2 separate regions of the Homo sapiens genome follow, and region 1 is linked to region 2. Evidence: chromatin contacts called from ENCODE Hi-C or POLR2A ChIA-PET data. All regions are on one chromosome and are shown on one strand. The core of a region is the stretch at or near the end of the contact, and the rest is flanking DNA. Distances in the headings are between cores, read along the strand shown.

Region 1 (4,172 bases), core at 76-2,575, 34 kb before region 2:
TCTACTAAAAATACAAAATTAGCCGGGCATGGTGGCACCTGCCTGTAATCCCAGCTACTCGGGAGGCTGAGGCAGGAGAATTGCTTAAAGCTGGGAGGCGGAGGTTGCTGTGAGCCGAGATCATGCCATGGCACTCCAGCCTGGGCAACAAGAGTGAAACTCCATCTCAAAAACAAACAAACAAACAAAAACAAAACCTTTTTGTTGGTGGGCTGGAGCCTTCTTCAGAAGGTAGACTCTACCCTTTTCCACATCAATTCCTAGCTTATAAACAGTAGTGCTGTAGGAGGTGAAGTTTGTCATTTCTCAATGCCAGCTAAGTGCAGACATCTGCTTCACTCAAAAAGTTTTCTACGTCGTTAGAAGTTCTAGCATCATTATTTCAGGTAAGTAGTTTTCATGTGTGCATGAATGTATGTGTGTGTGTTTGTGCACACACGTTACCATCTTGTCATCTTTTCAGCACTTCATGTCTCCTGAGTGAGTGGGAGAAGTATGTTATCAAGGTGACTTAAGATAAAAAGGGAATTAGGAAAGAGGTGAGACTGATGTCTTAGGGTTTTCTTTCTTGCCTTATAACTTTAAGAATAAAAACTTCAGTAAGGACAAACAAACCAGGGTCAGGAAGATCAACCTCAGCATAAATCATTCTTTTTTGCTGATGTCGTTTCTATCAATGTATAAAATAAACACCAGAAAAGCCCTAACTTTCCCTCCTTCTCTACAATGCTTCCTCAAATGCCAGGGTGCCTCATTTTCCCATTGTCCTGTTTCAGTAGAGTTGGGGTAAGAGGCATGGAACTATGGGGGAAAATGCCAGGTTAGGAGCACACAAGTAGTGCTATGAGCCAGACCAGGTTGGGTGGAGTTTGCAGCGGGTGCGTCAGGAAAGGTAACAAGGATCAGGTGACAGAGGTTTAGGTGGACAGGCAGGAATTCCACCACGCTCCTATTTGTGGCCCTAAAAGAGAACCAGGTGCAGTCATTGAGGAGTTGAATTGAATTTGTGCTGCAGCAGTTAAGATCCACTTAGGGAAATAGAAACTGTCTGGTTATTTGAATAAGAATTTACTTTAGGGATTGGTTAGACAGGAATTGGAGGCAAAAAGGGAATAGTGAGAGAACAGAGCTAGCAGCTGCAGGAGGCAGACACCCTCCGACCCTGTTGAGCTGATGCTGGCCAGACACAGGTCGGAAGGAAGGCATGAGCCCCTTCTCCCTCCTCCTGGCCCTGGTCTCCCTCTGGAAGCCCCCACTGGACCCTAATAGGGAGGCAACTGCAACCTCAATTCTCTGATGTGTTCCGGAAAAAGTGGTTTTGCATGTTCTCTAGTGTTTTTGTTGTCATGGTACCGGCAATACTCTTTCCAGCCCTCTATATCCTGAGCAGAAGTTAGAAAAACTAGATGGTGGTTTAAACCACAAAAGTGTACAGACAGCTCCAGTCTGTGCCTCTTTCCACGCACTGGTTATCTATTGCTGTATAGCAAATTCCCCTCAAACCTAGTGACATAAATCAAGTAACATTCTTTGACAGTTTCTGTCTTCAGTGGAAGGCTCGCCTGGGGCTGGGGGATCTGTGCTCTTGGGGCTTACCCTCATACCTGGCCAGTGACTGCTGGTATTGGGAGGAGGACTTGGTTCCTCACCATGGGGATATCTCCACAGGGCTGCTTGAGTGTCCTCATGACATGGCGGCTGGCTTCTCCCAGGGCAAGTGATCCAAGAGAGAGAAAAGCAGAGCCCACAATATCTTTTATGGTCTAGCTTCAGAAGCCACACCCTGTCATTTCTGCTATGCCCTATGGGTCCCACAGGTCAGCCCTAGTCAGAGAGGACAAAGGGTCTGAATATCAGGAAGCAAGAATCACTGGGACCGTCTGTGTGCTACCAAATCCTGTGTTCCTTGTCTTGGGAGAATGGCGACACCTCTCACTCTGTCTCCAAATCCACAGACCTGAGAATCAAACTTGACTCCTTTGTTCCTCATTCTGCCGCTACATCTGGTCAGTCAGCAAATCCTGACATTTCTGCCTCCTGAGTCTCTGGAATCTTCCTCTGCCCTTCATTCTCACTTCCAACGTAGCAGCTCCTAACTGCTTCCCCCTTGGTCCATCTTCTATTCTGTGAAGAGAGGGAGCTTCCTTTTCTCTTTGAAAGGAAGTTACTTACTTTCTGATTACAGAAGTAATGCAAACCTTGCAAGCATTTGGGAAACACAGAATAGTATTTAGATGTAATGGAAATACTACCACAATCCCAAACTACTGTAAATTACATGCACGTGTACACACCTGCACACTCCCAGCCTTCTTTCTAGGTAAGCCTGTGTATATGTGTGTGCACAGATAGACTTATCCAATTTCAAATGTATTGTGATCAGACTCTATGTGGTTTTATTTTGCTTTTACAATTCAACTTGGCATAAACATTTTCCTATGTTATTAAGACTTCTTCCAAAATGTATTGATGACTCCATAAAATACACCAAATATATGCACTATAGTTTATTTAACCTGTTCCCGAGTGTCTGTGAGTATATCACTGTATTTGATTTTTCATGTTATAGATAACTCTGTGATGAACGTCTTGTACAGGTATTTTGACATGTCTGTTTATTTTTGGGGGGTAAATTCTTAGAAGAATGATTGGTCAAGTGTATGAATACTTGAAAGGCTTTTGATGTTTTGCCAAATTACCCTCTGGGAGTGTGTGCTTATTTACAACAGGCTGGCAGGGTACACAAATTTCCTTCTTCCCACACTCTGGCCCCCATTACATTCTGAGCTTTGAAGCATGATTTCAAATTACATTCACGTAAAAAACTAGACGCCAGGCTCAGTGGCTCATGCCTGTAATCCCAGCATTTTGGGAGGTCAAAGCAGGAGGATCGCTTGAGCCCAGGAGTTCAAGACTAGCCTGGGCAGCATAGTGAGATCCTGTCTCTAAAAAAATTAAATGAAATTAAAAAATTAAAACCTAGAAAATGAAGAAAATCATAAAGAGCAATGTTAAAAATACAGCAGCTTCACCCAGAGAACAATTGTTGACATTTTAGTATATATTATTTCTGTTCTTTTGTGAGTGTATGTATCTATGCTTGTGGGTGCATATCTGTATGTGTGGATATATGTGTGTGTATACACACATATACATAGACTTTTTTGAAGTATTTAGGTTGAACCATAAGAAATTGGTATTTTTAGGCAAAAAATTATTGAATAGAGGCAATTTCACATGAGTCAGGCTAATATATTTACATAATTGAAATCAAATTGTATGTACAGTTTTATCCTAATGTTTCTTCATGTAGTAATTTATAAGGAACATTTTCAGTGTCCATAAATATCATTGGCTATATGATTTCTGATGAGTGTATCTCACCCCGTCATAGGAATGTGTCATCATTTGTTTAACCAAATAACTATTGTTGGATAGTTAGGGGATTTCCAGCTTTCTGTTGCATTTTTGAAAGTTTATAAGGTTATTAAAATGAGAATAATGCAAAGAATATCCTTGTAGATATCTTTTTGGCACATCTCTGAATATTTCTAGAAAGAGAACAAGATGAAGGTTAGGAATGTTGCCTCCTTTAGAAAGGGTGTGGAATTATCCTTAAAAATAAACCAACATGCAAACCAATAGATAACTTTATCAGTTTGGCAAAACAACATTGGTCATGCAAAATGGTTTTCTCATCGTTTTGATTTGAATTCATCTCATCACGAATAAGATTGAGTATCTTCCACTTTTCAACCTTCTGTAGATGTTCTTGGTATGTGAAGGCGATTAGTCCTTTTCAATCATGTTAGTTGCATGTTATCTTCCTAGTACATGGCCTTCTTTATAATTTTGTTTTTAACACAAAGAAGTTTTTTGTTTGCTTGTAGGCAAATCTCCTTTTCCCGTATAATTTCTTTTGCTTTTATGCTTCGAGACTTCTTCCTTATCCTGTGATAGGTTAAATATCCACATTAATTTTCTTCTAATTTTTACTTAACTTTTTTTTTTTTTTCCCCTTGAGACAGAGTCTCACTCTGTCACCCAGGCTGGAGTACCATGGCGCAATCTTGGTTCACTGCAACCTCCACCGCCTAGGTTCAAGCGATTCTTCTGCCTCAGCCTCCCAAGTAGCTGGGATTATAGGCACATGTCACCATGCTCAGCTGATT
Region 2 (4,355 bases), core at 332-2,831:
ATGTATTTGGCAGGTGTTTGAAATTCTATAACACAAGTGTCAGCTCCTGTCAGCTTCCCGGGGTCTACAGAAGCTCCCTCCGAACTCCCTCCGGGGATCACTCCTTCTAGTGAAACAGGTGGAGGGGAGGGTTAGCAACCATATGAAGCCCTGTGTGCCACACGTGGTGGCAGCATTGCTTCTTACCTACTTCATCACATTTAATTCTCACAAAAATACCGTGGTAGACATTGTTACTCCCATGATAAAGATCGGCCGAGCCTGGTGGCTCATGCCGGTAATCCCAGCACTTTGGGAAGCCGAGGTGGGCAGATTGCTTGAGCCAAGGAGTTGGAGACCAGCCTGGGCAACATGAGAAAACCCTGTCTCTACAAAAATACAAATATTAGCCGGGTGTGGTGTCACATGTCTATAATCCCAGCTACTAGGGAGACTGAGGTGGGAGGATCGCTTGAGCCCAGGAGGTCAAGGCTGCAGTGAGCCATGGTTGCACCACTGCACTCCAGCCTGGGTGACAGAGTGAAACCCTGTCTCAAATAATAATAAATTAAAAATTTTAAAAATTGGCCGGGCACCATGGCTCATGCCTGTAATCCCAGCACTCTGGGAGGCTGAAGTGGGTGGATCACCTGAGTTCAGGCGTTCGAGAGCAGCCTAGCCAACATGGTAAAACCCCGTCTCTACTAAAAATACACAAATTAGCCAGGCTCATGGCGGGTGCCTGTAATCCCAACTACTCAGGAGGCCGAGGCAGGAGAATCTTTGCTTGAACCTAGGAGGCAGAGATTGCAGTAAGCCGGGATCGTACTGTTATACGCTCCAGCCTGGGTGACAAGAGTGAAACTTTGTCTCAAAAAAAAAAAAAAAAAAAGCCTGAGTTTTAGTGAGAGGTTGACCAACGTGCCTAATGTCACATAGTGAATGAGAGATGGAGCCAGGAGCAGACCTGGGATTTGACTCTGAATTCTAAACTCTATGTTCCCATAAGAAGGACAAATGAGGACCGCTGAAGAAAGAGGGTTCAGGAAGGGGCGTGTGGAAGCATGAGTAATTATCTTACTTGCTTGAGTCACAGGAAACCACTCAGAGGCTAACACTGACTTGGGGTTAACCAGATGCCTGGCATTGTTCTCAGCGTAATGCCCTTCAGAGGTATTTAGCCTTTGTAATCCTTAAGACAGCCCTATGAAGTTGGTACTGTTCCTGTCCCTACTAAAGACAGGGACACTGGGGCAAAGAGATGACCAAGAGCTAGGTGAAGCCTGCTCCAGAGACCAACCACACCCTGTCCACGCCCCAGAGGTGAGACGCATTTCCCATTTGCACCGTGATGTGCTGTGTGGTGGCTCATCCCACGCACCACAGGCTGGGCTTGTGGCGTTCTGCATGAGGATGGCCCGTGGGTCCTCGGCACGCCCCCTCCCCTGCTGCATGTGCACATGGCCCAGAGCCTGGCCAGGGTTGTCTGAAGGGCTAAGGGAGCTCAGGGATAGAAGTGGTGGGGTGCAGGGGAGACGGTGGGGAGACAGTGGGGAGAGAGCCAATCCAAGTAGACATTGTTATGCGTGTGTCCACTTCTCAGCCATGCTCTTGGCAGGAACGCTTCCAACTTTCTGCAGGCCTTCTCTCTCCCCACCTTAATTGAGGTTGTGGCTGGGTTGGTTTCTTTGTTTCATTTTGAGACCAAGTCTCGCTGTCTTGCCCAGGCTGGAGTGCAGTGGTGATATCGTGGGTCACTGTAGTCTCGATCTCGAAGGCTTAAGTGATCCTCCCACCTCAGCCTCCCAAGTAGCTGGGACTACAGGGATATGGCACCATGCCTGGCTGATTTTTTTTAATTTTTATTTTTAGTAGAGATGTTGCCCAGGCTGGTCTCAAACTCCTGGGCTCAAGCAATCCTCCCACCTAGGCCTCCCAAAGTGCTAGGATTACAGGTGTGAGCCACCACGCCCAGCCAGATATGGCTGTTATAAGGGACAATTTAGCCAAATGTTTATAAAGTACTCAGCAATGATAGTATGATCTATAAATGCTAAATAACTATTGGGTTGAAATATAAGGAGTACACTTCTATTTATTTATTTTTATTTATTTTTGAGACAGAGTCTCATTCTGTTGCCCAGGCTGGAGTACGATGGCACAATCTTGGCTCACTGCAACCTCTCCCTCCCCAGTTCAAGTGATTCTCATGCCTCAGCCTCTTGAGTGGATAGGATTACAGGCATGCACCACCACACCTGGCTAATTTTTGGATTTTTAGTAGAAATGGGGTTTTGCTGTGTTGCCTAGGGTAGTCTCAAACTCCTGAGCTCAATCGGATGCCTGCCTTAGCCTCCCAAAGTGCTGGGATTACAGGTGTGAGCCGCTGCGCCTGGTCCAGGAGTACGTCTTTAAATAGAACATTCATCAGACTGCAATTACACATGCCTTAGCTGGGGAGCTCACCAAAATTCCTCTCATTTTCATCAGATTATTAATATTTCATCAATATTAATTATAGAACACGGTGGCCCTGCTTTGGAAGTAGAGGATGCTGGTGCCCACCTTGCAAGTGGCTACACTGAGGCACAGAAGTAGTAGATAACTTTCTTTTTTTGTTTGTTTGTTTGTTTGTTTGTTTTTTTGAGACAGGGTCTTACTTTGTCACCCAGGCTGGAGTGTAGTGGTGCAAACACAGCTCATTGTAGCTTCTACCTCCTGGGCTCAGGTGATCCTCCCACTTCAGCACCCCCGAGTAGCTGGGACTACAGGAGTACACCACTCTGCCCAGCTAATTTTTGTATTTTTTCTAGAGATAGGGTTTTACCATGTTGCCCAGACTGGTCTTGAATTCCTGGGCTCAAGTGATCCTCCCACCTTAAAATCACGCGGTGACTCGGGGATGTTAACTGAGAAAACAGCTCAGGATCTTTTCCACACCACTTCTCTGTTAAGTTTGAACCACATGTTCTGAAAACACCCCTTCAAAAATGCTGACTTAAGCATCTGGGCCAGAATTCTTCAAGAAGTGAATTCTTACCTCTCCTCTTCTGTGCATTCCACTGGGATTTTATTGTATATGTTATGAATGTACAGTATTGACCTATATTGGCCATAAAAACATGCACCTGTTAAACAGGAAGGATGCCTAAAAACCGTCAGGAGGGGCTATCTCTGGGGAGGGGAACTGAGGACAGAGGTGGAGGAAAAAGATTTTCTCTCTTTTCTGTTTTTTTTTTTTTTTTTTTTTTTTTTAAGATGGAGTCTCGCTCTGTCACCCAGACAGCGAGCGAACAGTCTGGGCTCACTGCAACCTCCGCCTCCCAGGTTCAAGCCATTCTCCTGTCTCAGCCTCCTGAGTAGCTAGGACTACAGGCGCCTGCCACCACACCCAGCTAATTTTTGTATTTTTAGTAGAGACAGGGTTTCTCCATTTTGGCCATGCTGGTCTTGAACTTCTAACCTCAGGTGATCTGCCAGCCTCGGCTTCCCAAAGTGCCGGGATTACAAGTGTGAGCCACCATGCCTGGCCAGTTATTCTTTTTAACAGCTACTCTTTTTTTTTTTTTTTTTTTTTTTGAGACAGAGTCTTGCTCTGTCGCCCAGGCTGGAGTGCAGTGTCATGATCTCGACTCACTGCAACCTCTGCCTCCCGGGTTCAAGTGATTCTCCTGCCTCAGCCTCCTGTGTAGCTAGGACTACAGGCACGTGCTAATTTTTATATTTTTAGTAGAGACAGGGTTTCACCGTGTTAGCCAGGTCTCAATCTCCTGACCTCGTGATCTGCCTGCCTCAGCCTCCCAAAGTGCTAGGATTACAGGTGTGAGCCACCAAGCCCAGCCTAACAGCTACTTTTTAAGGCTTTTAGTTCATGCTGCCAAGTTGCCCTCCACTGACGTTGACTCCATTTACCTGACCACTGGCAAGGCAGAGTCACGTGTTTTCCAGCACTCTTGCCAACATTCAACTTTGTACCTTTTTTTTTCCTCGAAATGTTTATTATAGTAAAATACACATAAGACTTACCATCTGTGCCGTTTTAAGTGTATAGTTCGCGGCATTGAAAACATTGCTAATGTTGTGCACCTGTCACCACCATCCATCTCCAGGACTTTCTTCTAGTAAAACTCAACTTTATAATTTTTAACATTTGCCAATATAATGGGCAGTTATTTAAAATGTGCCTTTCTTTAACTGCAGGTAAGCTTTTTCTCCTACTTTTTCCTCTGGCACACCTTCATTCTTGAACCCCTCCCATTGGATCTTCTGGCTTTTCCAGCCTCTGGCTCCTCCGCTGTAGCTTTGATTGACACTTCTGTCACACCTTTAGTGTCCCCTCAGACAACATCACACATCCCCTATGTGTTTGTGATCTG

What was found. Hi-C counts contacts between places; a loop is a spot of excess contacts on that map. ChIA-PET counts read pairs that join two places held with the same protein, here RNA polymerase II (POLR2A). Pooled maps may share reads with other maps.
Region 1: a map of natural killer cell shows a loop between it and region 2 (3-fold over the local background). The contact joins two enhancer-like sites. A Hi-C loop is called at or near these places in 4 of 168 maps with a recorded cell type or tissue (HCT116, Right ventricle myocardium inferior, natural killer cell and 1 more), 1 of 37 single-sample maps with no recorded cell type and 6 of 50 pooled maps. POLR2A ChIA-PET finds 5 or more read pairs at or near these places in 7 of 52 experiments (H1, Panc1, T-cell and 4 more).

The regions. Positions count from the first base shown.
Region 1 is chr6:158,685,651-158,689,822 of GRCh38, forward strand. All of the region lies in intron 6 of SYTL3 (synaptotagmin like 3), which reads left to right. Among named protein-coding and RNA genes, the nearest start is that of SYTL3, 38 kb to the left of the region's middle. RefSeq lists a silencer at 1,393-1,593. Within about 2 kb of position 1,326, at least 7 of the 41 ENCODE cell types and tissues checked have a DNase peak (open chromatin) inside an H3K27ac peak, as active enhancers do; they include natural killer cell, where a contact is called at or near this core.
Region 2 is chr6:158,719,555-158,723,909 of GRCh38, forward strand. The region is part of intron 10 of SYTL3 (synaptotagmin like 3); the gene reads left to right. Among named protein-coding and RNA genes, the nearest start is that of MIR3918, 43 kb to the right of the region's middle. RefSeq lists enhancers at 508-1,707, 1,340-1,389, 1,460-1,559. Within about 2 kb of position 1,582, at least 3 of the 41 ENCODE cell types and tissues checked have a DNase peak (open chromatin) inside an H3K27ac peak, as active enhancers do; they include natural killer cell, where a contact is called at or near this core.